2 separate regions of the Mus musculus genome follow, and region 1 is linked to region 2. A link is a loop called in an ENCODE intact Hi-C map of the cell type or tissue named here. Cell type or tissue: heart. All regions are shown on one strand. Region 1 overlaps Dicer1 (dicer 1, ribonuclease type III). Region 2 overlaps Syne3 (spectrin repeat containing, nuclear envelope family member 3).

What was found. Hi-C counts contacts between places; a loop is a spot of excess contacts. Peaks named below come from ENCODE experiments on the same cell type or tissue, not always from the same donor. Only the 100,000 strongest peaks of a DNase experiment are listed, where the experiment ranks them.
Region 1: a loop joins it to region 2, with 2.9 times the contacts of the local background. A loop is called at or near these places in 8 of 42 quality-filtered maps.

The regions. Positions count from the first base shown.
Region 1 is chr12:104,698,302-104,700,801 of GRCm38, forward strand. Dicer1 (dicer 1, ribonuclease type III) reads right to left here. Exons shown (of 27, transcript NM_148948.2): 22 at 2,064-2,219. Among named protein-coding and RNA genes, the nearest start is that of Gm31573, 37 kb to the left of the region's middle. In heart, a CTCF peak has its summit at 1,545 (motif pointing left); no DNase peak of the experiment used is centred here.
Region 2 is chr12:104,938,620-104,941,119 of GRCm38, forward strand. It overlaps Syne3 (spectrin repeat containing, nuclear envelope family member 3), which reads right to left. Exons shown (of 19, transcript NM_001042699.2): 17 at 1,987-2,136; 18 at 963-1,001. Among named protein-coding and RNA genes, the nearest start is that of Syne3, 59 kb to the right of the region's middle. In heart, no CTCF peak of the experiment used is centred here; DNase peaks (open chromatin) are centred at 1,292 and 2,022; H3K27me3 peaks cover 287 bases.

The sequences.
Region 1 (2,500 bases), 240 kb before region 2:
TTTTTTTTTGAAAAATAAAAAACACTAAACATCAACAGGGGCCCAAGGGATGGCTCAGAGATTAAGAATACTGGCTGCTCTTGGCAGGCGATCTGGGTTCAGTTCCCAGCACCAACATGGCAGTTTATAACCAACTCTAATGAGGGTTGCAGGTGATCCAACTCCCTCTTCTGGCCTCTACAGGCACCAGTATCTACAAGGTGAATAGACACCTTGTACAGACCAAGTACCCAGCTATCAGCAAACCTCAAGAAACTATCCCATTTTTCCAAGATAACATGAAAGACTTTAACTAATGTCTGTTTCTGTTTGTTTTGTTTGAGACAGGATCTAACTGTGTAGCCTTGGGTGGCCTGGAACTCACTATGTAAAACCAGGTTGGCCTTGAACTCTGAGACCCACCTACCTCTGTATCCCAAGTGATGGGAAAAGCATGTGCCACCACATCAGCTTTATTATTTAGGTCTTAAGACAAGATGGGCCAACTTGACATTATTTAGCCTGAGGTTGTAAACTGCAGAGTTCCTGCATAAATCATGCCCTGTAACATGGTGCTGTCACCCAGTGATCCTGCGCTGTCTTCTACATCCCTGGCACTGTGCAGACTCTTCATTTTCACAAGGAGTTATACTTCAAAGATGCTCTCCAAAACACAAAAGGCATTTGAAAAGTGTGTGTGTGTGTGTGTGTGTGTGTGTGTGTGTGTGTGTATCTCTTGATAGTACAGTCTACTGTTCTCACTCTCTCTCCTAGGAGGCATTCAGAGACTGAGCTGTGACCCAGGGGCAGAAGGAACTGGAAGGACCTTGCGTCCATAACCACTCCGACTCTGGGACTCCCTAGTGATTATGTGTACGGCACCAGATGAAAGTCTGAGAGTGTGTGCTAGGAACGAAGGACTGAGTCAGCAGAAAAGGACAGAAAACACAAGTCCACGCTGTAACATGTAACGCAGGAATGCCCTGGCATGTCACTGCTACCTAAAGGATCAAATATTAGACAGAAGAGGAGGCCTGCTGGCCTGTTTTTAGTAAAAATGAAGTACTTTTTCTAAGGTTCAAATTCTTCACTTTTCTAAGTGTGTGTGAGTGTGTGCATCATGTATTCGAGAGTGTGTGTATGTGTGTGTGTTATAAATTAATAGCAAATGCCATCCTCAGACTTAATTTGCATTAAAATGCTCTTAATGTTTTCCAGCTAAGTTGCATTTCTGTGATAAGTCAAATCCTACGTGAGTTATAAATAAACTCAGCAAGCAGGCCTACATCAGAGCAGGCCTCAGAGACCCACCACCTACAGACACTTAGGACTCATTGAGACAGAAATGTCAGAAACAAGGCATGGGAAGATACTAGTCACAAACCTGTAACAGAAACGGCATTATCATTAAAGCCTGAAGTAAAAATGAAATAATGCGAGCCCATTTGTCATCAATACAAAATAAATCTGGCAAGCGAGACGCCTGAACAGATGAGAACTTCAAAGAAGTACAAGACAACTGACCCCCAGCCACAAGCTGGGAGTCCAGGCCTCCGGGCTGCCCCCTGGTGGCTTGAGGACAAGACAAAGGAAGCTGTAGCTACTAAAGAGAATTCTCCAGTCTGTGGCCCGGTTTAAAGTCTTTATAGTAGTACACTGCAACCTTCCCATACAGCGGCGGCGAGCTGTCGTCAGGTTGGCAAGAGGAAATAGTTCCAAGCTAGCACTGCCCAAGCTAGTCTGTGCTGAACTGAATTCTTCCAGACACAGCCTGGAGATCACAGGTCACTGCAGAGTCACTCCAGCAAATGGCTAAGGCTACACTGTAACATGAGAGGGAAGGAATCTGAGAGGGCTCTGATTTTATTTCTAAGTGGAAACATAACAGAAGTTTATGCCTCTGGAATGGGGAGGGGAGGTAAGAGAAATCACACTGCACCAAAACCAACACTATTTCTGAAGTCACAGACGGCCTGCCAACACATGAAATATCTACTACATGGCAAACGTACAGCAGAAAGAAAACAACAAAAAACAACATTCTTCAGTCAACACAAACAAAAAGCTCCATGCTGAGAGCTTACCATTTCATCCTTTTCCCACTTCTCTGAGTTACTTTTGTCTTGGTTTACCACATAACCAGGAGGAAGCCAATTCACAGGAGGATCGAATATCGACACCACCATGCGGCTGGGCAGTCCCTTCTTCTTGCCAAGGCGATACAGGTTACAGTTGCTGACCTTCGGCAGAAAAGAGTCACAAACACTTACCCATACATGGCCATGGCTGGGAGATACAGTGTGCCAATACATTTTTGCCAGTGTTTTTGTATTGCACGATGGTCAGCAGTTATAAGGACTACACAGTTAAAATAACAACTCTAGATTTCCAAGTACTAGACAGCCTTCCACGTCAAATATTTGATCCAAAATGGAATCCACAAAAACCTAATGTATATAAACTCCTCTCCTCATAAATAAGTCAAAGAAAGAGTTCAATTTCAAAGTTTTAAATCACAGAC
Region 2 (2,500 bases):
ACAGAATCGTGGTTTGGACAGCTCGACCCCTAGGTGGCTGTCCCTATTAGGGGAGGTTACAGAGACTATGAGAGTTGGAGCCTAGCTGGCTGAAGCTTATGCCCAGGTCTCAGTACTCAATTTCCCCCTCTCCCCCTTCCTCCCCACCCCTTCTCTCTCTTTCCCTCCCCTTCTCCCAGCCTCTCCCTCTCCCTTCATTGCTAGTTGGTCAGGAAGTGAGCGGGCAGCCATCCTCTGCCACAGGCAGAGCAACGACTTACTGCCCAAGCCCATGCATGAGTCTAAGGATCATGGGTGCATTCTCTAAAACCCGGAGCACCTTAAACAGCACTGCAAAAAGAACTGAGGCCACTGAGCACCAGTCCTGACACCCAGATCCTAGGCTGTGTCATCTGGTGTGACACCTGGTGTCACCTTAGGGGTGCCACCTAGAGGGCAGGAACTGGCACTGTTCTCGCTTTCGCCGTGACCAGTACGGGAAGAGCCAAAGTGTTTCAGTGGACAGCAGTGGGCACAGCCTGTCTGGCAGAGCAAAGGACTCCACCACCCTTTCTAATGAGTCCCCTGGGGCCAAAAAGGCCACAAGATCTATTTGCCTGGGATAGTCCAGGCTCCTGGGCCAGTCCTGGTTTACATCTGCTGTCACAGGTATAATCAGTGCAGCATTCAGTCTCTCTCCAGAGTGTCCCGAGGCCTGGATGACAAATCCAGGGTCCTTCTCAGTCTCACGTCAAGGCTAAGTCATCTACACACACTTCAATCCCTCCCTGAGCCTGGGGCTTCCTGAGAACACACACCTCGGGGGCCCAGCCCATTACAGACCAAAGCTGATTCTCCATCTGTGATCTCCAGCTCTCCGGGAACATTCTAGAAAACCCAGACACCCTGCGCCAGAGTCACAGGCTCCAAGCCTTGCACATTCTCTGCCCTCTAGCTGTGTGGAACAGATGGCAGACACGTACCTTCTGGAATGCAGTCAGCTCCCCCGGAGAACTCTCGGTCTGTTATTTTAGGGAAAGGAGAAGAAATGGGGTTTAAAAAAAAAAAAAGTCAGCTAGGCGCGTAAAACTTAAACCCCAGCAGAACCCCCGTAACAGAATATTCATTCTGTCAGGGGAGTATTTTGTTCAAACTGCTGGTCATCTGGACAGCCTGCACCAGCAGGGGATCCCATTTAATGAGCTTTTTAACACACTTCAGGTCCAGGTGGCACTGTCTGGATGGCCTTGGCCAGGGCTCGGAATGTGGTCGATATGGCCTGGGCTGAGCTGACACCTAGTGGCCAACCTGGCAATTGCAGAGCCAAAAAAGCCTGGCTTGCCTCAAGCTGTGGCTGAAAAGTGGGGTCCAGGGAGCCACCCTACCCGCTCCTTCCTGGACCCAGGACACTTAACTTCTTTGTCTCGCTTTGGTCACCAGACCCTCTCCTACACGGGCAAGTTAGGAGGTCATGGTCTTTAACAAAGGCTATCATTATCTTAACCAATGGTTTTCGTAGGGACAGGAGGTCCAGGAGATAAAAGGGCTAGCCAGGAAGAGAGGAGCCGAGGCTCAGGATTCAGCTCCATATGGCATCCCCATGGCAACACCACGCCCCAGTGAAGGGCTATGTGGCCCTTCTAGCCTTGGGGTTAGGAGTGGGACTCAGCTATTCCCCCTGGAGTCTGGGATGCAGCTATTCCAGCAGAAGGTGGTTCTAGGATCAAATGGGAAATGATGTAAAACTATAACACAGAGGGAGCAAGACATCTTTATGTACTAAGCAGGAGTCACTGCCCTTAGTCATAGACTCCAGCCTCCCTGGGAGGTAAGATGGATAAATAATATTACAAGAACCTGAGAGCCAAGAGTGTTCCTCTCCTCCTTTAAGCAGCCACCGTGGCCTGATAATATGGACACGCAGGAATGAACATGCATAGATGCAATTCTGTCTCCCCGAGACATGGTTGCCTCCTGGGACCCCCAACCTTTGGCCCCAGCACCTACCAGCAGGTGGCCAGAGTCCTTGAGCTTGGACTTGTACAGCATCCACCGGTAGCGCAGATCTTCCAGCTCGTTGGAGGGGTCCCTTGCCGGCCTGAGACGAAGCAGGTTCTCAAAGAGGTGCTGGCCTTCTGGGATTCGGGCCTCCAGCTCCTGAGAGAGAAGGTGGCATCATGCCACAGATGCCCAGTGGCTCAAGAACCCCACCTGGCTGATAAGGATGCCAATCAAGGGCCCCATGAAGCATGCTGGGAGATGTGGGCAGGGCCAGTAATATGAGATTCTCATCCATGCAAGTTTTTTAAAAAGGGTTTTTAGGGATGGAGAGATGGCTCAATGGTTAAAAATTATGGCTGTTCTTTTAGAAAACCTGAGTTCAGTACTCAGCACCCAAATATTGATTCATAACTATTTTTAACTTTAGTTCCAAAGACTCTGATGTCCTCTTCTGGTCTCCAAAGGCACCAGGCACAGATGTAGCACATAAGGGCACAGACATTCATGCAGATAAAACACT